2 separate regions of the Mus musculus genome follow, and region 2 is linked to region 1. A link is a loop called in an ENCODE intact Hi-C map of the cell type or tissue named here. Cell type or tissue: gastrocnemius. All regions are shown on one strand. Links, peaks and the distances in the headings refer to the core of each region. The heading gives the core; the rest is flanking DNA.

Region 1 (11,345 bases), core at 2,295-10,294:
TCTCAGTTCCCCCAGGATTCCAAGCCTCTTCTAGTGGTCCATCTCCCGCCAGGCCCTGCCTCTCTGACCCATCTCTCAAACCTGGGTGGCCCAAAGCTCCATCACTCACCTCCACTCTTCTGGCCCTTTTCTCTGGGACCTCTAACCCAGGACCTTGGTCATACATACTTTCCCACCAGGCTACATTCCAGCCATTCAGAGATTCTGTGAGGAAATGCTTAGAGTCGGAGAAGTGTGTGGAAAGAGAAGGGGCCACACAGCAGCTGGGAGGCAGCCGCCTGTCTTCGGGGAAGCAGCTCCCCTGGGCCCATGTAGCTAGTGGTCCTCACTGGGCCTGGCAGAGCCAAGAAGAGCTGGGCCCTGCCGGAGTCAGGGCTGGGAAGCAAGGATGAACCGCACCCACAGCAGCTGCCAGCCTGTTTATTTAAATGACACATCTAAGCTCCACGAGTCACTCAGTATTTGAAGGTCCTCAATACCTCGGCCCCGCTGGCTCCATGGAGTCTTGGTGTCCTGAGCAGGAGCTATGGCGTCCCGGGTGCTCACCTCTTTAAGAGTTCTTTCTGGAGCATGATGGAGTACTTCCGCAGCCTGGACCACTGCTCCCGCCCTTTCATCTGGGTCTTTGTCATCTGGATGCTGAGAGCCACACAACCAGACATAATCAGTGTCACCATAGCCTCCCGGCCCAATGATCCCCTGGATGTCCCTGAGCATTCAGGTGGGAAACTCTGGAAGATGACACACTGGCTTCATCTCTGTCCCCTGGCTTCAACCTGACATGTGACAGGTATCCAGAGGAAGGCTTAAGTAAGAAGGGCAGGCCTGGTGTTGTATGGCACAGGCACCGTGAAGATGGGATGGGGAATGAGGACCTAAAAGCCCATGTATAAGCAAACTACCCAAGGCAATCATGCAGCCCCCTGAAGGACAGCAATCATGCGACAGCAGGAGTAAGCACTGGAGACCCTCATCCGAGGGACTAAAGCACAGAGACTGTGACTCACATCTGTGGAGATCAGAGGTCAGCCTTTTAAAAATGAGAACTCAGGGACTGGAGTGATGGCTCAGTGGTTAGGAGTACTTACTGCTCTCACTGAGGACCCAGGGTTCGTTCCCAGCACCCACATGAGACAGCTCCCAGTAACTCACAGTGCCAGCTCCAGAGACCCGAAGCCCTCTTCTGGCCCCGACAGACACTTGAATGAACGTGCTACTCGGACAGACGAGGACACACACACACAAACATAATTTTTAAACACTTCTTTTTAGGCCTGGTGAGATGGCTCAGCAGGAAGAACAGCACTGACTGATCTTCTGAAGGTCCTGAGTTCAAATCCCAGCAACCAAATGGTGGCTCACAACCACCTGTAATGAGATCTCATGCCGTGTTCTGGTGCGTCTGAAGACAGCTACAGTGTACTTAGATTTAACAATAAATAAATATTTTTAAAAATCAAAAGCATTTAGGCTGGGCATGGTGGTACACGCTTTTAATCTCAGCACTTGAGAGGCAGAGGCAGGCGGATTCCTGAGTTTGAGGCCAGTCTGTATACAAAGTGAGTTCCAGGACAGCCAGGGCTATAGAGAGAAACCCTGTCTCAAAACAAACAAACAAACAAACAAAAAATCAAAAATGTTTAAAGAGAGCTGTAAGGAAATGCCAAGGGCTGGGAACCCAGCCCAGGGGCAGAACATCTGCCTAGCATTCCAAAGTCCTGGGGTTCCACACCAATCAAAACAGCAAGCAAACAAAATTTAAAAACCATATATACACTTGGCTGACCTGGAATTCAGTATATAGACCAGGCTGTCTCTGAACTCATGGACATCCACCTGCCTCTGCCTCCATTGTGCTGGGATTAAAGGCTTGTGCTACCGTGCCTGGCTCTAAGAAGTTTTGCGAAAGATTTACAAATTTAGGCTGGCCTCAAACTCAGAGATCCGCCTGCCTCCGCCTCCCAAGTGCTGGGATCAAAGGCGTGCACCACCAATGCTTTCTGTATAAAGCCCAGACACAGTTTCAAAGGTCTCTGGGGTTTCCCATAGTCACCACGAGTGGGTGTCAGACCCAGACTCTGGCTTGCAGGCCCACAGCCATGTTTCAGAAGGAGCCCCAATGTGGAACCCTCAGATTCTCCAGGGTTCACCTCACCCCAGGAAGCAGTGCCCTCAGCCCCAGCCTTTGAAATAATGCTTTTTCACATGAGAGATGTTAATCCCTCAGAGTCTGATAAACCAACAGTGACTTTCACTGAGGAAAATCCCAGACAATACAATACTGATGTTCGTCAAGGCCCACCAATAGTTTCTTCTAGACCTACAGCCAGACTCAAGGCCAAGCAGGCCCCTGGAGGGGAGGTAGAAAGTGTAGTCCGTGAGGAAGTGTGCTACACTACTACGGAGCTTAGTGAGTTTGCTAATTCATTCAAGCAGAAGTCTGGGGAGTGTGTGTGGGAATGGACTTTAAGGGTGTGGGATAATGGTGGAAGGAACTGAGTTCATTGACGTGGACCCACTGTAGTCGAGATTCTAGATTTAATATGGAAGCTCCCACAATTAAAAAGGTGTCAAGGGTTTGTTTAATTGGTTGGCTGAAGCATTTATCAAAAGATGGCCTACTGACAGAAAAGGAGTTGGAGACGCCTGACATCCCTTGGCTGAGTGTTGACAAAGGGCTTGTAGGGCTCAGGGAAACTTCAATGCAGAGTGGATACATTGTGTAAAACCTCATGTCCACAATGGGAAGGCCCAGAAGACGTGCCCTTCACTAGCCCTGTAAGACACAAACTGGTGAGAGGGGCACCAGCACATTTGAAGAGCTTTGTTGTTGCCCCTTTCCCTGTGCCAGACCTTAGGGTTGGAGCTGCTACTGCTCTACTGGATGAATTCAATGCATTTAGATGGGCCCCGGAGTAGCAAGGGCCAGGTGGCAGCATCGAATCTCAGAAACAAGGTGATGGTAGTCATTATGATGGGCAGCACAGACAAGACAGCATTCATGGGGCTGGCGAGATGGCTCAGTGGGTAAGAGTAACCGACTGCTCTTCCGAAGGTCCAGAGTTCAAATTCCAGCAACCACATGGTGGCTCACAACCATCTATAATGAGATCTGATGCCCTCTTCTGGAGTGTCTGAAGACAGCTACAGTGTACTTACACATAATAAATAAATAAATCTTTAACAAAAAAAAAAAAAAGAAAAAAAGAAAGAAAGGAACAGTAGCTTGGCATTAAGAGTTTTAAAAAGGCCGGGCCGGGCGTGGCGGTGCATGCCTTTAATCCCAGCACCCGGGAGGCAGAGGCAGGTGAATTTCTGAGTTCGAGGTCAGCCTGGTCTACAGAGTGAGTTCCAGGATAGCCAGGGCTACACAAAGAAACCCTGTCTCAAAAAAAAAAAAAAAAAAAAAAGACAGCATTCATAATGACCCAGCTGGTAATGATGACAGGAGAGGTGAATTTTATAATGGCATGATACGTAGGAACCTTTGGTATTGGCTAATCAATCATGGTGTTTCCAGGCATGGCATGGGCAGGAAGCCCCCTGTATAAGCCCTTTCTTCCTACTCTTTTTGCCTAAAATGTCTGTCATGCAGGGCTGTCTTATCCTGTCCCGTGTTCCCCATTGTAATGCCCAATGACCATGAACTACAGTCTACAAAGCTAGGAGCCAAAGAAACCTTTTCTACTCACAAGTTAATCATCTGAGGTATTTTGTTACAGTGCCAGGAAGTTGACCGACACAATAATGATATCTCTCAAAACTAAAAACCAGGGGCTAAGGGGACAGCTCCATCTGTAAAGTGACAGTGCACAAATGTGATCAGTGCTGGGAAGGTAAGGGACAAAGGACCCCTGGGGCCTCAGAGGACAGCTAGCCTGCCCGGCCTGGCAAGCCCCAGGCCAGTGAAGGACTCTGTCTCAAAAACAAACAAATAGGGTTGAAGATGTCTCCGTGGCTAAGAGCACGCACTGCTCTTGGCAGAGGACCTGCATTTCATTTCCAGCACCCAAGTCGGGTGGCTCACAACTGCCTGTAACTCCAGCTCCAAGGGATCAACTCCGCTTTCCCAGGGCACTGAACTCACATGTAGATGCACCCATACACACCAGTACAACAAAATCAACCAAACAAATCAAACGGAAAAGCCAAAATAACCCGACCGGAAGTCCCCAAGGTAAGCGGTAACTAAAAATAAGAAGGGATAGCCTCGGAGGTGCTGGCCTCTATAGACACCACACACATGTCTCCTCATATGACCCTGCACATGTATGCACACATCTACAGAAAGTCATATGCTGAAGCAATATAAAGTCAGACACAAGCACATGCATGAAACCGGACCTTAACTTGGTGAAATGCCAGGCTGAGTGACCAGGAAGGAATGTCAATGGTGGTGCTGATGACTTGGGGTGGGGGTGGTGGGAGTATGGGTTATTTAAATTTACTTTTTTGCATATTCATGTTTTCCAAAGTTTTATAAATATGTATACACACACACTAAAAATACAATTCTCTTTCTGTTTTTGGAACAATGTTTTGCTACATTTGCTAGGCTGGTCTCAAATCCCCACCTTTCTGCCTCAGCACCCCAAGTGCTAAGGTGGCACGGTGGCACCATGTCTGGCTTCTCATCAGGTATCTATGACAAGATCACTTGGTTAAGGTGAAGGGAAGTGAGTTACCCAGACTGCGGTGGTCTGGTTGGTGGTCCAGGGGCCCTGGGTCAACTCCCACAGGCAGGTGTCATGTTACTGACCTCTGGGTAAAGTGGGAAATGTCACCCTATAAGGAGTAAGGCTGGCTGAGCATAGAAAGATGGGGAAGGAAGCAAGATTAAACTGGGAGGCCACAGAGCCCCGCCCACTCCAGGAGCAAAAGCAAGCTCAGACCATGGCCTTGGGAAGCACTCCACTACTGTTTGCAGTCTGTTTGCCAAAACAATGGCGGTGTTCTGTGGGAAAGCTACAGGAAAACACAAGGAAAACCACCACACCTGCTCACCGCCCCACTGTACCCATGTCCCACAAATACACACCCCCATCTTCTTCCTGACTCAAAACCAGGATGGGACTATCGTCATGGCTTATCAGTTCTCCCTGTCTTTTTCTTTTGAAAACTTCCATGCCTGTTAAAAGGGTGCAGAGTCCGATGGCCCTTCACCCACATTCGCTGACCTCAGCTCTAGTTCCCTTGGGCTCTCTATAAACATTTCCCTGGATTTCACCATCTCTTACCATTTTTACTTTCTGTCTCTATAAATACGCTCCTGAGTCATTTGGAAGTACAGTGTAGAAATCGTGACACTTTCCCCTACATTTATCTGAAGCGCAGGTCCCCAGGGTCCAGAATGCTCCTGAGCATTGCTGCCAAACCTCTGACCCACGCAGTGTCAGCCGAACAGCCCCTCCTCCAGAGTCCCTTCCTCTCCCAAGATCCATGAGACCGCGTTCCTTTCTTGATCAAGCAACAGACGTCCCCAAGTGAGATACAGAGAGCCTCTTAAGTTGCTCAGCAAAGAAGGGCAAAGCAGGCAGGGGGCTGGAGTGCAGCTCAGGGGTGGTGGCTAGCCTAGCAGGCAAAGAGGAAAGTGCAGGCTGGCCCTGCGAAATAGAAAGCAGAGGGGAACTGTGCTGCCACCTAGTGGTCATATTTAGGATTTCCCCAGGCTCCCACATGTCTGTCTCTTTCTCTGTCTCTCTCTGCGTCTGTCTCTCTCTCAACTGTTTTAGATTTATTTCACTTTATGTGTATGGGGGTTTTGCCTGCATATATGTGTGTTCACTGCATTCATGCAGTGCCCCAGAGGCCAGAAGATAATGTCACTTCCTCTGGAAGTGGATTACAGGCAGTTGTAAGCCACCCTGTGAGTGCTGAGAATCAAACCCCAGTCTTTTGCAAGAGCTCTTAACCTCTGACTCATCTCTCCAGCCCTCAGACATTCTGATTTTAACAGAAGGGGACAGCGTACCTACTGATGGGCTAAACATCATGTGGATTTGGGGCTGAACAGTCCACTGACCTCCGTAGTTTGCTAAATGGACATAGTATTAAACTGACTTCTACATACATGAATATGGACTGTTCAGCCCCAAATCCACATGTCTGTCCATGTTTGAATAAGGGTGGCCTCCACAGGCTCAGAGATTTGAAGGCTTAGTCACCAGGGAGTGATACTATTTGAAAAGATTAGAAAAATGTGGAGGTGTGGTCTTGTTGGAGAAAGTATGTCACTGTGAGTGGACTCTGAGGTTTCAGAACCCCACACCAGACCCTCACTCCTCTCTGACTGTCTGTCTCTCTCTGTGTCTCGTTCGTCTCTTTTTCCCCTTGGCGATCAAGATGTAGCTCTTGTCTATTTATCCAACTACACCTGCCTGTCTCCATGCTCTCTGCCATGATGATAATGGACTAAGCCTCTGGAACTGTAAGCCAGCCCCCAGTTAAATGCTTCCCTTTATAAGACTTGCCTTAGTCATGGTCTCTTACAGCAATAGAACACTAAGACACACACTATGTCTGGCACTTGGTATTTATTATCTTACCTAAAACCTACAAGCCCTAGAAGTTAGGCCTACTCAAAATACCCGCAACATGGCTCAGCAGTGGTAGATGCTCTGTATCCGTGAGCTTAGGGACAGGCACTGAAAGGGTGACCCAGCCTTTGTCTCCTAGCTAGTAAATGGGAGAGTCAAAGTTCACACCTAGGCCTGTCTGGTCTTAAACCTCTATATCTTGGCCATTGTACTTCCTGAGGGAGAGGTCTAAATGAAGAAAGGGGAGAGACTCTGATGAACCTCATGGGTGTTCCCCTGACTGAAGAAACCACAGAAGCTCAGAGGCTACTTTTTATGAGATAAGTCTTGGAAGGGGATAAACCTATCATCTGGGACGCTCCGGAAAGTCAGGCCAGGGATGAGACGAGCAACCCACAGTTGACCTCTTCCCACCCAAAATAAGCAGCCAGGCCACTGTGGGAACCGTCAAGGATTTATAGCGTCCTGAGATGCCCCGTGAAGTGAGACTCCTGTTCCTTCAGGGAGCCTGCGTCTGTTCATTGGGCTTTGTGAACAGAAAGGAAAGCAAGCAAAGGGTTGGGGAGGGTGAAGTGAATAAAGGATAAGACATCCACCCGCAATAGCCATCTGCGACGGAGAAGAGAATGAAATCAGTGGCAGACGGGCATTTCCTATAAACGGCCAGAGAGTAAACAACTCATACCTGAAAAGTCACGGGCTCTCCATTACAACCACTGCCATGGAGACACACAAGCGGCCACCGATTATCTGTGAAGCTGTGTTCCAGTGAGACTTTATTTAAAATCACTGGGCTCTGGACAGATAGACAGTGCTCAGGCCAAGAGCCCAGTGCTAGATGTGGGATACCTCCTTTTGAAATGTTTGTCAAGAAGGAGTACCAGATACCCCCACTCCCCAACAACACTCCGTATTGCTAAATGGACATAGTATTAAACTGACTTCTACATACATGAATATGGACTGTTCAGCCCCAAATCCACATGTCTGTCACTCCCTTCCCACCACGGCATAGGAACATCAAGGCAGAAGTGTGCAAAGTTCACAAGCGCCAGAGACCAGTGTAACACACCGTCTTCTGGACGTGACAGGGACACTGTCCCCAGGAACTCACCCCAGCTGTGGCTCCATACACAGGGACAGCACAGAGCAAGCCAATCAGCACTGCAGTGTGCGTGAAGAAGGGTGCAGAGGCCACCCTCATCTGAGAAGATACTGGGAGGGAACGTCCTTTTTCTCCTGTGATGTAGCCTCTGCCAGGTTCCCTATGCTCTAAAAAAATGGCTCCACAGCAATGTGCACATGAGCAGAACTAACTGGACCCAGTAGGTTTAAAAAACCAACAACAAAGTACACAAAGTTGGATGGGGATGTGGGGGAGGGCGTGTCTGAGGATGTGGAGCAAGGCAGTGGAAGATGAATATGATTAAAATATAATGTGTATACCCATGACATTCTCTAAGAATATAAAAAAAAACAATTATTATAATACAAAAGGAGGCGCTAGAGCACAGCCCTGGCACAAGAAAACAGTTTAATTTTCTAAGTGAGAAACAGCAGGTATGGCCACAGTCACGCGGGAAATGGAGTAAAGCCCTCCCTCCTCTCTGTCCCCCTTCCCTTCCCTTTCTTCTCTTTCTGTATGTGGTGTATGCTTGTATCTGTGTTCATACAGGTGCGTGGGCATGAATGCATGCTCTTTGAGAGCCATCTACCTTGTTTATTATAAAGATAATTTTTTATTATTTTATTTTATGTGTATAGAGCAACAGGTGAAATATTTCTCTGTCTTGTCTCAGCAGGAGCCATCATCGGTTTAACCTGAAACAGAACCCACCCTTTTTGCCCCCTTGCTGTGAAAAGCACCATGAGAAAGTATCCAACTCTGTTTCAGAAACTTGGGGTTGAGTTGAAAGGCCCCGCTAACTGCATTTTTGGGCTTCTGTTAAACTGCTCGCTCACTCGCTTGCTCACTCACTTGCTTGCTCACTCACTTGCTTGCTTGCTTGCCTGCTCGCTTGCTTGCTTTACATCCCTCTACAAACGCTCCCTGTAAAATGTGTTCAAGACTGCTTTGTGAGAAGTGGTTTTTTCTAGGCTTAATACAGATTCTCAATTTGGTCTTTGAGTCTGTACCCACAACATGTAGGGGTTTTACCTGTGTATACATCTGTGCACTGTGTGCATGCCTGAGACCAGGGAAGACCAGAGGAAGGTGTCAAATCTCCTGAAACTCTAGTTCCAGGATGGCTGTGAGCTACCATGTAAGTGATGGGAATCGAACCTAGGTCCTCTTAAAAGAACAGCCCCTTCTCTTAGCTGCTGAACTACCTCTACAGTCTCCACATTGGTTTTTGGGGGCTTCTCCTCGGCCTGGAGCTCACAGAGTAGGATAAGACTCATGTGGTAAAGTCCTTCAGTTAGCAGCAATTAGGTATAGAAAGGCTCTTAGCCAGAAACCACACTCAGTGATGGCTCACCCAGACACAACCATGCAATGGGAGGGCTCTTACCTCTTCTGGAAGACCTGCTCACATCTTTTCTCCACTGGCAACATCTGGGAGAAGTTCACAGCCATTTGAGAAATGGTACACTTTTTGGAGATATCTTTCAAGAGCAGGTAGTCCTCAAAATTAAAATAGAAAACAGAATCTGTGCTCTTCTTGGGATCTTCAGTAGACGTGGTCTGACCATGTGGATGGGCTCCTGTGAGGAAAGGAGATCGCTGTGCTCAGTGTCCTGCTTTCTCCATGGGGCTAGGGTCCTCGGGGTGTGGGCCTGCTCTCTGTGTATGGAGGCCACCTCATCTGGCTTGAGCTGGGAGGGAATTACTTAATTACCCAGAACAAAGACCTTGCCAGCACTTTCTTAATCGTGGTGGGCACCAGGCTGCAGCCTCCTTTGGCCTGGGACAGAGGAGACTGAGAAAGCAACCGAGGAGTGTCACCATGCTTTGTGAGCGTTCAGGAAAGTCAGGGAAGAGTGTAGTGGACCCTATCGCTGGGTAGCTGCCCTCATATCCCCTTCCATACCGTGAAGCAGAAAATATGGATGGTGTGGAGATACAGCAAACAGTGGCTTCCAGGGCAGCGCCTGCGGGTGGCATGTCGGGGCCGAAAAGGCACAGAGGACCTCAGCCTTGGCCACGTCCATGAGGGTTACAGATTGGCTCCTGGAAAAGATTAGCACCTGGGAAGGAAAACCATCTTCTCTCAGACTCGGCTCTCGCAGATCCTGCTCCAGGACTCCTCTTCTCATCTCCTAGCATCTGTCCCTCTTCTTACTTGTTACCACAGGAACAGTCTTGTTATCACTGCAGTATGCTGTTGTGATATTGGCCCTGAGATTGCGGGGCCCCTCCTGTCTGCCTCTGGGGTCCCTCCTGTCACTTTCTGAGCTCATTCTCCTGGTGTTGTCTCTTGGGTGTACTCATCTCCTGGAGACTAGAGAGACCCAACAGTACATTAGCTTTGAGCACTGCTCACTGTTCACTGGTGGGCACAAAATGGACATAGTAGACTCATGCACTCTAAAAGCCTCCCGGGGCCCTATGGGCCTCTTCCTTTGCCAAGTCCTATCAGGAACCACAGACTCTCTCTCTGGCCTGTCTCCATCATAGGCCCTGAAAGGGAGTCGGCAGGATGTGGCAAGATCAGCTGCATCCAGAGGCAGCTCAGCATGCAGGTTCTAGCTCCACTTGGAAGACGATGTTCCCTGTCCCCCCTCATCCATGCTGCAGGTCACATCAATAGGAGGTTTGTCCACATCCTTCTGCCACCATACAAAGGCTGCTCCCTCTGCCCCATCTCACCCTCATCCCTCTCCATCCTGACGGACCTGAACTTTGGGGAGTTTCAACGCTTTTGATTCTGCTGTCCCCTCTTGTCACACTCCCTCCCTCTGCAACCTCTGCATCAGGTGATCACTACTCTGCTCTGGGCATCCATTACATTGCGTTCTGAGGCAGCTGTTTGGTGATCTGTCTCCTGATGAACAGTGGGCACCCTAAGGGTGGGAACTTCCTCTTTGATGCGTGGTTATTATTTGATGCTTGGGGTTGAATCCAGGGCCTGTTGTCATTTACTCTTCTGCTGAGCACTACCGGAGGCCCTGGAGTCTCTCTTCTATTTCTACATACCCCAAAGCATAACTAATGCCTAGCACACAGTAGGCTGTCAACAAATATGTCTAGAAGGGATGATGAAGACACTCATAGAAGAGGAACAAGACTCTGGGAACCTACCATGCCAGGCAAGGCTGGGACTGGGGCCACGGCACAAATAGCTTCTTCCATGTGCATCACAGGCCTGTGGGACACAAACAAGGGGCATTCTCCTTCTGTGACGGTTTCAAACTTTACTCTCTCCCCCTAGGCATTTATCCTAGAGAAATGCTTGATGTGTATCCATAGATATGTGAAGAGATCATTCATGGTAGCAATAAGTAAGTAAATAAATACATACATAAATAAATACATTTAAAAATCTAAGCACAGTGGGGCACTCCCAGCAGGAGGCTGCTTAGACTGAAGACTACAATGCAAAGTGGAAGTAGAACTGGAGGCGTGTGTGCCAACGTGAGTAGCTCTCATGGTCAGTGTTACAAAGCAAGTTAGTGCCAAATAAATAGAAGGCAATTTGGAGAGCCATAGAATTCTAGTCACAAGCTTCCTAAATATACACAATTTAATATATGCATTGTTTAGAGGCAAAACCATAAATAGGTGGCTAATTTTGTTTTGTTTTGTTCTTTTGCTTTTCTTTGTTCCTCTGTGTAGCTCCGGCTGTACTAGAACTTACTCTGTAGACC
Region 2 (11,345 bases), core at 1,612-9,611, 130 kb before region 1:
TTGGGAGGCAGAGGCAGGTGGATTTCTGAGTTCGAGGCTAGCCTGGTCTACACAGTGAGTTCCAGGACAGCCAGGGCTTTAGAGAGAAACCTTGTTTTGAAAAACAAACAAACAAACAGAAATGTCTCTGGGTCTTTTATTCCTTTTTTCATCATAAATGAAAAGTATTTGCTTTTTAAAATAGGATTTTCCAACTACGTTTTTAAATAGAACACTGAATACAACTTCAATTTTTTGTTGTTTATGTTTTTCAAGACAGGGTTTACAACTTCAATTTGCACGTGCATTTGTTTCTCCTAGTTTCTAAGTTTTTCACTGAGCTAAAAATCACTATACAGCTACTTAATGTATGCAGTTTAGTGGCATCTGTCACAATTTGAGAACATTTTTATCTCTATTAAAGAAACTTACTGTTAATAATCAACTACCCTGTTCACAATCAACTGCCCTGTCCCTAAGCAAGCAAAACCAAAACCCAACCAACCAACCAACCAACCACCAAAAGAGATCCTACCACAGCCTTCCACATCCTAGAGTTATAGGCATGCACCACTGTGCTCTGCTGGTCATCTGTGTTTCCCAGTAATTGCTCTGAACATTCATGTGTTGAGTTTTAGTATGGACATTTCTTTTTATTTCTCCTGACTTCATATGTAGTAGAATCATTAGGCCACATAATAACTAAGTGGGGAACTGGAAAAGTGTTTTCCTAGTTGTATATTGTTATCAGCAATGTATCAGTATTGCAATTTCTTCATGTCTCCTTCTGAACTAGGAAGGGAATTGAGAGCACCCCTCCTTCTAGGCAGTCCTCCACCACTGAGCTGCATAATCCTAGCCATGTTGTCTTTATTGAAGGCATTTTAGTGGATGAAAATCGATCGCCTTTTGAAATGGTTTTGATGTCTAGTTTCTATAGTGACTAAGGATGCTGAACCTGTCTTGCGCTTATTGGCCATTTGTATATCTCCATCTGATATAGATCATATAGATCATATATATGATCTGATATAGATCATATAGATCACAGAATTGTTTACGAACTGCTGGAGTGAGACTGCCTTGAGAATTGCAGTGTAGTAAAAAGACAGGACGGGTTGTTAAAGTAACCGGGGCATGTAAGCAGTGGGCAGTTTGCCTTTTTGTTGAGCCAGTAGTAAGTTGGCCCCCTTGTTTGATACCACCATCCCATCCCCACTGTTTGCCAGGTCCACCTGTAGGTAGATAAAGGGCTTTAGCTGGAAAGATGTTTTGTCAGTTTGCGTGCTGATGCTTAGTGAGCGTTGTGTTTCTGAGCACACAGAGTTCATCTTTGACAACAGCCTAGCAAACGTGAGCTTGGTGTGCTGTTCACATGGAAACCAGGAAGATCGTGATTGATTTGTTCCAGTTTGTGGGGCAGTGATTGGCAAGTTTGCATTCATACATTCAGTAGATACTGAGAGATTTTCAGAACGCACACTGAGCCAACCATTTCCTCTCAGTGATTAGTTCCCTGTTTTTTTTTTGTGCCCCCCTCCACCCCTCTTAATAGCTTTTAAAGAACTGGCCATTTCAAAGCTAAGATCAGTGGTATAGTATGAAAGGGATTAATTTTTTTAATGTATTTTTCTGGTTTAAGGAACATTGAAGGTGAACATTTTTCTTAGTTATGCAGTCCAGAGTGTAGTTCCTAGACCCGAAGCACTGCTGTTTGTGGGAGCCTGATAGAGCAAGAGTCTCGGGCCCCTGCCCAGGCAGAGGAAAGCCGAAGTGCATTTAAATATCATCCCCAGCCGACTCATCACACCATGAGAAGACTGACCAGAGGGCTTACATTACTCATAGATTTATTTATTTTAAGTGTATGAGTATTTTGCCTGCATGTATGTGTGTACTACATGTGTACCTGGTGCCCTTGGAGGTTAGAAGATGGCATTAGATTCCTTGTAACCATGTTTATTGATGGTTATCAGCCATCACCTGGCTACTGGAAATTGAACCCTGAGCAACAAATCCTCTTAATGGTTGAATCAATTCTCCAGTTCCTAATCTAGAAGGTTTTGTTGTTGTTGTTGTTTGTTTGTTTTCCAAGACAGGGTTTCTCTTTGTGGCCCTGGCTGTTTTGGAACTCACTGTAGACCAGGCTGGCCTCCAAATATCAGAAATCCACCTGCCTCTGTCCCCCAAGCACTGGGATTAAAGGCATGCACCACCATTACCAGGTTCTGATCTAGAATTTTTAACTACTTCGTTTCTGCTAGGTTTCTTCCTTATCCTGTCTGTCTGTTTGTTTTGAGACAGGTTCTTACTCCATATCCCTGGCTGAACTGGAACTTACTGTGTAGACCAGGCTGGCATTGAACTCATAGAGATCCATCCCCCTGCCTCTTCAAGTATTATTATTAAAGCACTACCACTCCTGACTTCCCCCCTTATCCAGGGTCTCACCTTCTTCCGGCTAAGTGCTAGGCTTATACACATGGTCTAGTGCAGTGAGTCTCCTTTCTCCTCTCCTCTCTACCCCACCTCCTTTTGTTTCATTTTGTTGAGATGGGGACTGACCCTGTGGTTCAGGCTGGCCTGCAATTTACCATATAAACCAGGCTGTCCTCCTACTTAGTGACCGTCCTGTCTTAGTTAACCTTGCAGGAGTGAGCCACCATACATGGCTTAAAAAAAAAAAAAAAAGTGTGCCATACCTAGTATTAAACTCTTACATACAAGTGGAAATCAAATGTGATTAATCATGTGTTTCATTCACCGTTGAGGGTTCTCAAGATTACAAGTGACTCTTAAATGAAAAGTGGGGTATTTTTTTGTAGTTTTGTTCAGATGTCCCAAATTCAGATCTGTAAATACATTTTCTCTTTTCCCAGTAACCCTTTGTCTGTGAGTAAAACAGCATCTTATATGCAGTACTGGTATTAAAGTAAAAATGACAAAGTTATCTTTGAGACTGTGCATGATTACATCTTGACCTTCCAGTTCTGGAACTTTGAGAGTGGTTAAATACCCAGTATTGATGTCAGAGGGTTGGGGTCAGATTAAAAACAAAGATTGAGGATTTTTGTGAGATTATGGATTCTGATTCCTTGTTTGATTCTGAGCTTGCCTGTAAGATATGAAGGCTTGTGACTGAAATACCTAGGTCAATAAGGCCACATTAATCACTGTAGCCTTGAAAACAAGGCTTCCCATAGTCACCCTCTGCCTTCTGAATGTTTATGCGTGAGCTTTTCTAGTTGTGCCCCATGTGGAACCCCTTCCTTCCTTTATTGATTGATTGATTGTGCATTGGTGTGAGAGTGTCAGACCCCCTGGAACTGGAGTTACAGGCAGTTGTGAGCCTACATGTGGGTACTTGGAATTGAACCTGGGTCCTCTGGAAGAGTACCCAGTGCTATTCATTGCTGATCTCTCTAGTCCAGAAGTCCTTCTTTATGTAGCTGTTCTTACTGATGGGTGCACATTTTCCTCACGTGCCCCCTGACTCTTCTTTTTGTTGTTGTTCCATAGCCAGAAGAAATTCAACAGCAGATTGTTCGAGAGACTTTCCATCTGGTCCTCAAGCGAGATGACAACATCTGTAACTTCTTAGAAGGTGGAAGGTAACCATCAGCTTCAGGTGGCCGTCTCCCTACTCCCCAGCTCCACTTTGGGTGGCCTTCGTCACTTTCATTTTTCTAGTACATGCAGGGGTCTCTGGCTGCCTGGTGCCGCACAACCTGTTCTTTTGTTTGGTGGGAGTTACAGGGCTAGGGGTCGGACACAACTAGGTTTCTCTGTGTAGCCCAGACTCCCTGAACTCAGAAGTCTGCTTGCCTCCTAGTGCTAGGATGAAAGGTGTGCACCACTACAGACCCATATACCCTGTTCTTAGCATGGGTTGCTCAGGAAGACACCTGATTCTCTGAGAAACACCTGCACTGAGCTTCAGCCATCACGGAATTTTTTTTTTACTTTCTCTTTTTATATAATTTCTTTATTTCTATTTTATGTGCATTTGTGTTTTGCCTGCCTGTGTCTATGTGAGGGTGTCAGACCCCCTGGAATTGGAGTTACAGACAGTTGTGAGCTGCCATGTGGGTGCTGTGAGTTGAACTTGAATCCTCTAGAAGAGCAGACAGTGCTCTTAACCACTGAGCTATGGCTGCAGCCCCTGGTCATCACTCTGATGTATGGTCATTTGCAAGAGAAAGGCAAAGAAGGAGTCAGGGGGCCTCAAGTTCCCTTTCCACACTCAGTTGCCATCCACGTGGAAATGCCTGTTCTTCTTCGTTAGACCCATCCCCATCCTTTGGTGCAGGATTTCTTTGATAAGTTTACCTTAGATTTGGGTTCTCAACTGCTACTACTGTCTTCCAGTTTGATTGGTGGCTCTGACTACAAACTGATTTACCGGCACTATGCCACCCTCTACTTTGTGTTTTGTGTGGATTCATCAGAGAGTGAACTTGGGATCTTGGACCTCATCCAGGTATGTGTAGTCATAGACTAATGGCAACAACTTTCTGAGTTTGCATGGGGCCGTGGGAGTTTGCATGGGGCCGTGGGGGGGCATTCAGTAATCATCCTGTTGGTCCTTTTTTCAGTCTCATTGACATCCATGAGTTACCAGGGGTTGGAGAGATGGCTCAGTGGTTAAGAGCACTGACTGCTCTTCTAGAGGTCCTGAGTTCAAATCTCAGCAACCACATGGTGGCTCACAACCATCTATAGTGAGATCTAGTGCACTTTTCTGGCCTTTAGGCATGCATGCAGGCAGAATGCTGTATGCATAGTAAATAAATCTTTAAAAAAAAAAAAAGTTGCCAGATGTCCACCAGATGGTGCTCTGGTAAAGGGCCTGAGCAACCTTCCAGGACTTAGCTGTTGAACAGTGGTTTCTACCCAGCCCTCGCACTGCCCTTGGTTACTAATGTTTTGAATTTTCTTTCAGCTCTGAAACTAAATTACATTTAAGTATTTATACTTCCTGTGTGTGAGACACATGCACTTGTGTTTGTACAGACACCGTGCAGGCCAGCGGCTTACCAGTTGGTGTCTCCCTCAATTGTTCTCCACCTTTTTGTTAAGAGTCTTTGACTGGACCTGGAGCCGCTGATGCTGCTGAGACAGACTTGCCCAGCAGATCCCAGCATCGTGCAGTCCTTGCCTCCCCAGTGCCAGGATTTGCTGCTCAGGCTTTTTGTTTGGGTTCTGGGAGATGAAGCTCATGTCCTTATGTTGTGCAGCAAGCACTGCCCAGTCTAAACCATCTCCCCAGGCTTACGTACTTACATTTATTTTTACCTGCAATGCATCCTAAAGCCAGGGCTCGGAACATCCATACTGCCTTATTCCCTATTTTACTTTCATAACCAGTTTCAGGAGCTGGGGTTCTCTTGCAGAGTCTAAAGGTGCACGAGAAAACAGAAGCGCCTCTTAAAAAACAGAGTGAAAGATGACAGGGGAGCACAGTGGGGGCTCAATCCTGGTCCTCAGGAGCCCAAGGCAGGGGTATACAGGGAGCACAGGGGCATTGTGGGAGCATGGTGTCCAAGGCAGGGGTATTACAGAGAGCCCTTGGGTGCCTTTTGTGAGTACTCGGTCTTGAAGATGAAAGAGTTTTAAACAGACTAAGAACAGAACTGCATGGGACAAGTTTGCTAGAGTTTGAAAGAAAAAACAACAGGACTGACATGCTGTTAATCTCAGGAGCTACCAGATGGGGAAATGGAGAAGATATCAGAAAACCAGGCACCAGCCTTTCTGCATAGAAGGGGTGAACAGAGGAGACCCCATCTCAAACAAGACAGTGAGGACCAACACCTGAAGTTACCCTCTGACCTCTACATGAGGTCATGCTTTTTTGAGGTCAAGAAAGCATTGAACTTCCTGTTTCTACAAAATCAGCTAGAAATTTCATAAAGTATTAAATGGTGACTAAGGATGGTATTTGAAAAATCATCTATTATGGATTACCTGATATTGAGTCCGATAAAATTACAGCATTGGAGCAGCTGTGGTAGCGCATGCCTGTAATCCCAGCACCCTGGGAAGCAGAGGCAGGAGGATCAGTGCCAGGCTTAGGGCCCCACCTGGGCGACATAGCGAGTTGTGGCCAGCAGTAGACCAGTGTGCATCCAGTGAAACCCTGTCTAAAACCAAAATAACAACAACGAAAAACAGATGCTGCAAAATCAACAGAAAGGTATAAAGTGATATTTGGAGTAAACAGAGCTTTGCCTTGTTGGGGGGGGTCAGGCAGAGACAGCAGCAGCCTCAAAGATGGACTCAGTGGATTAGATTGGGAAGCGGGTGCAGCTCCTTCAGAGCCTTCAGGAGCCCAGGGAAGGGAGCTGGGGAAAGGTGACGCACTGAGTGTGGCGTGAGAGAGAGCACAGTACAGGCCGGTGAGTGAGGAGAGCTGACAGCAGCTCAGATCCCACCAACTGAAAATCCTGCATTTACTTTAAAATCATTTTATTATGAAGGTCTCTATTTAGTCACAGCGTGAGGGCTATGGTGTAGGTTTAGAGGTCTATCTGATTAGGATTTCTGTGGCTGTGATAAAACACCATGACCAGAAGTAGCTTGTGGAGGGGACGGTTTATTTCAGCTTACACTTCCACATCACAGTCATTACAGAAACTAAAGCTCTCTGTGGCTTGCCTTCTTATGTCCTTCAAGATCAGGAGCCCCGGAGTGGTACCACCCACAGTGAGGGAGGTGGGCCTTCCCACATAACCATCAGTCAGGAAAATGCTCAACAGGCTTGCCCCCAGGCCAGTGTGGTGACTAGCTAGTGTCAAGTTGACATAAAACTAGCCAGCACAAGGTCAGACGTACCTTGGCATCAGTTCTCTCCCTCTACCGTGTGAGTCCTGGAGATGCAACTCAGGTTGTCAGGCTTTGCCCCCAGCCACCCTGCTGGCCCTGGGCTCTTGTTGTGCACTATTACAGTATTTGAATTCCTGAGGTTTTATGACAAATTCCCATACATAGTAAGAAAAGTCAGTCCTTGTTATCTCCATTTTCTCAGATTGTTCTTTAATATTTTTCAGAAAAAAATTGATTTGGCATATGTAAGTGAAGAAATTTCCAATTTAGTAAAATTTCCTAGTACTAATGGACTTGAATTGCAGGTTATTAGGACTCACCATGAAGCAGTATCGTGGTTGTCTTAGTCAGGGTTTCTATTTTTGCACAAAATATCATGACCAAGTTAGACAGGAAAGAGTTTATTCAGCTCACACTTCCACATTGCTGTCCATCACCAAAGGAAGTCAGGACTGGAACTCAAGCAGGTCAGGAAGCAGGAGCTGACGCAGAGGCCATGGAGGGATGTTACTTACTGGCTTGCTTCCCCTGGCTTGCTCAGCCTGCTCTTTTATAGAATCAAGACTACCAGCCCAGAGATGGCACCACCCACAAGGGGCCTCCCCTCTTGATCACTAATTGAGAAAGTGCCCCACAGCTGGATCTCATGGTGGCATTTCCTCACCTGAAGCTCCTTTCTCTGTGATAACTCCAGCTTGTGTCAAGTTGACACAAAACCAGCCAGTACAGTGGTGATTGAAAACTCTCTCATATTTAGCTACTGTTCTGTTTGTTTTTGTTTCTTTAAGACGGGGTTTTTTTTTTCTGTATAGCCCTGGCTTTCCTAGAACTTGCCTTGTAGATCAGCCTGACTGTGCCTCCCAAGTACTAGGATTCAAGGTGTGTGCCACCATTGCCCGCCTTTAACAGCTATTCTTGTTTTGGTTTGGTTTTTTTTGAGACAGGGTTTCTCTGTGTAGCCCTGGCTGTCCTGGAACTCACTTTGTAGTCCAGGCTAGCCTCGAACTCAGAAATCCACCTGCCTCTGCCTCCCAAGTGCTGGGATTAAAGGCGTGCACCACCACCACCCGGCTTTAACTGCTATTCAAAAAAAAAAAAAAAAAAAAAAGCTATATTACTTAAATACAAAGAGTTATAAATAGTGCCACTATGGAATGTCTGTGTCTGTTTTTGGTATTACATCTGCATGTCTTTCTGTAAGGTGTACACCTGAGTAGTACAGTTGCAAATTCCTAGATTATTAATACTTAATGGCCAGCCATTTTCCAGTGTTTGGTTTCCAATAGAAACCATGTGCCAGTTATCAGTCCCAGGTCAGGATGTCAGACACTTTTGCCCATTGTATCTTGATATCGACATCATCAAGGAAAACAGTAGTTGAGCTCTGGATGGAATAACAGTTTGCTAACTAACGAAGGCAGAAATTGGTACCGGGATGTGGGGTATCGCTGTGGCAGATTCAGCCACATGCTTTTGGGAAGACTGTGGTGGCATCTGAGATTTGGGCTGGAAAAGCCATCAAGTGCTCAGAGCTCAGGCTTGTTCTGTGGGAGCATGGAAGATAAGACTGTTGAGAGGTGAAGATGATAGAAGCCTGGCTTGTGACATTTCAGAGGGAGGAAAGACTGTCAGGGACGTTTATATGCTATTTTGGATTAAGTATCTGTTTTTGGTCATCTGGGGATGAAGAATCAGCCACGATTAACAAGAGACTAGCACCACTGAAATGAAACCCTTGCTAAAGCAAATGATGTTAGCCAGCTGGAGCTAAGAAATTAGCAATAGTTAAGAAGAGACAAGTGTCCCTGAGGTGAAATCTTTTGAGACGTGTTTCTTCGGGGTCAGCATACAGAAACTGTGATCCAAGTGGGGCTGAGGCTGAATCTCAGGAGTCTTGGGAATGAGTAAGAGTCATGTAGGTGATGCTGGCTTCGGAGGCATGAAGGAGTTATGGGGAACATCTGAGGCTTGGTGCCAAGAGAGGAGAGAGGAAACCATTGATGAGGGTGCAGTGAAAGTCCCAGAATTGAAGGAGTCTCGGAGGGAAACTAAGGCTTGGCACCATGTGGGGTCACAATTCCTGAAGAGAACCCAGGAGAGGTAACTGGTGAAGGTACAGCCCACTTGCAAAGACTCTTTGTGAAACACCAGTACCATGTGATGGCCACCAAAGAACAGCAACAGCTGTGGAGGGGAGCCAGCCTGAGCCTAGGAGACAAGTCTTGTGTGCTGCTGAGGGCAGAACTGGAGGAGTGGCTCCGGCCCTTTGGATCAGAGAATCGTGGCTGAGTTCCAGACATCAGACACTAAACTTTTACACTGTTGAATTTTGGTTTTGCTTTAGTCTGATTGTGACTACCCTGGCGCTTCTTTCTTGAAATAAGAAGAATGTAATTTATTTTTTTATTTTGCAGGTGCCCACAGTTAGGAGACTGGCGTTTTAGAGAGGCTTTGGATATTTTAGAGAAACTTTGAAGAAAGCTGAGTGTTTTAAAGAGACTGAACTTTTTTTTTTTTTTTTTTTTCGAGACAGGGTTTCTCTGTGTAGCCCTGGCTGTCCTGGAACTCACTCTGTAGATCAGGCTGGCCTTGAACTCAGAAATCCGCCTGCCTCTGCCTCCCGAGTGCTGGGATTAAAGGTGTGCACCACCACGCCCAGAGAGACTGAACTTTTAAAGTGTTTGATCAAAATTTTAAGATTGTGGGACTTTTAAAAGTTAAAGTGTTGGAGAAATGGTTCAGAAAGAGGGAACCTCAATTGAGAGGATGCCCATCAGATTGGCCTCTGCATCAGAAGGACTAGGGTGTGTGCCAGGCTTGCCCCTTTGCACTCATACACGACATCTGTAAAACAGTGACTGACGTTCTTTTTATCTGTTTCTCCTTATTCTTTAGGTTTTTGTGGAGACACTGGATAAGTGTTTTGAGAATGTATGTGAGTTGGACTTGATCTTCCATATGGATAAGGTAGGTCCTCTCCCAGAACAGGGCTCCTGGAAACTGCCAGTTAGGACATCTCCAGTCACCATGCACCGTCCGGTTCTCTCACTTGCTCTTTTGTTCCAACCTAGTTCAAGAGTCTGTTTTAATTAATTAGTCAATTAATTTTGCAGTACTGGGGTTTGAGTCCAGGGCCTCCCACATCCTAGCTGGCTACTCTACTACTGATCCATCCATCAAGTCTGAGCCTGTTTTATTTAGTGAGTTGAATAGTTCTGAGAGGCCGGTGAGATGGCTCAGTGGGTTGCTTGCCAAGCTTTGAAGTCCTGAGATGGATCAGCAGAATCCACATGGTAAAAGGAGAAAATTGACACTGCAATTGTCCTCTCATTTCCACATGTGCTCCGTGATGGCATGTGTGTGTGTGCTCACCCGGAAGAAGCAGACAGGTTAAGCAAGCGTGTTTTTATCATCTACCTCTTAGTTTGTTGGTTAATTTTTGTTGTTTGTTTTGGTAGCCTTGGAACTCACTCTGCAAACCTGGCTAGTCTTGAACTCAGAGAACCACCTGCCTCTGCTTGGATTAAAGTTGTGCACCACCACATCTGGCTTTTTTTTTTTTTTTTCTGAGATAAGGTTTTCTATGTAGCCCCGGCTGTCCTGGAATTCACTTTGTAAACCAGGCTGGCCTCGAAAACAGAAATCTGTCTGCCTCTGCCTCCCAAGTGCTGGAATTAAAGGCGTGCACCACCGTGGCCCAGCTACATCTGGCTTTTAATAAACATTTCTTTCTAAAGATTTATTTACTTATTTTATGTATATAAGTACACTGTGGCTGTCTTCAAACACACCAGAAGAGGGCATCAGACCTCATTATAGATGGTCGTGAGCCACCATGTGGTTGCTGGGAATTGAACTCAGGACCTCTGGAAGAGCAGCCAGTGCTTTTAACTGCTGAGCCATCTCTCCGCCTGTGTATGGGTGTTTTGTCTGTGTGTGTGTTTGTGCAACAAGTATGTACCTGATATCCCCAGAGACAAGAATGTCACTGAATCCTCTGGGATTGGAGGCACAGAGATTGTAAGTTGCTGTGTGGATGCTGGAAATAGAACCCAGATCCTTTAAAAGAGTAGCCACTGCTCTTAATTGCTGAGCCATCCTTCCAGCACTGGTTTGGTTTAGTTGTTGTTTGTTGCTTTAGCACACAGAGATTCACACTGGGCCTGTTCTTCCTGGTCGCTGGTTCTTTCACAGGCAGACTTCTTAGTATATGGCAGTTGTGACATAAAATAAGTGGCTATATATCCAAACCTGACGACATTTTTATGTTGGTGATGGATTGAATTTCCTAGACAGAGGCTGGTAACAGTGAAGCTTTGGAATGATGTGAACTCAGGAACGCTGACGTAATACAGTTTGTCTCTTAGGGGGCTGTAGGACTTGGTGGTCAAGAGTGCATTTGCAGTCAGACGAGGTGGTGCAAGCCTTTAATCCCAGGATTTGGGAGACAGAGGCTCATGGATTTCTGTGAATTTGAGGCCAGCTATGTTTACAGAGTTGATTTCCAGGACACCCAGGGCAGTTACATGGAAATATCCTGT

What was found. A loop is a pair of places that touch in the nucleus more often than their neighbours do. Peaks named below come from ENCODE experiments on the same cell type or tissue, not always from the same donor. Only the 100,000 strongest peaks of a DNase experiment are listed, where the experiment ranks them.
Region 2: a loop joins it to region 1, with 10 times the contacts of the local background. A loop is called at or near these places in 34 of 42 quality-filtered maps.

Annotation. Positions count from the first base shown.
Region 1 is chr7:79,775,010-79,786,354 of GRCm38, reverse strand. Wdr93 (WD repeat domain 93) reads right to left here. Exons shown (of 18, transcript NM_001381990.1): 15 at 10,780-10,843; 16 at 9,569-9,725; 17 at 9,050-9,242; 18 at 405-639. The coding sequence ends at 543. Among named protein-coding and RNA genes, the nearest start is that of Mesp1, 13 kb to the left of the region's middle. In gastrocnemius, for the core only: a CTCF peak has its summit at 5,634 (motif pointing left); a DNase peak (open chromatin) is centred at 5,621; H3K4me3 peaks cover 705 bases; H3K27ac peaks cover 1,056 bases.
Region 2 is chr7:79,908,261-79,919,605 of GRCm38, reverse strand. It overlaps Ap3s2 (adaptor-related protein complex 3, sigma 2 subunit), which reads left to right. Exons shown (of 6, transcript NM_009682.3): 2 at 3,499-3,590; 3 at 4,348-4,459; 4 at 9,700-9,771. Among named protein-coding and RNA genes, the nearest start is that of Ap3s2, 6.7 kb to the left of the region's middle. In gastrocnemius, for the core only: a CTCF peak has its summit at 4,812 (motif pointing right); no DNase peak of the experiment used is centred there.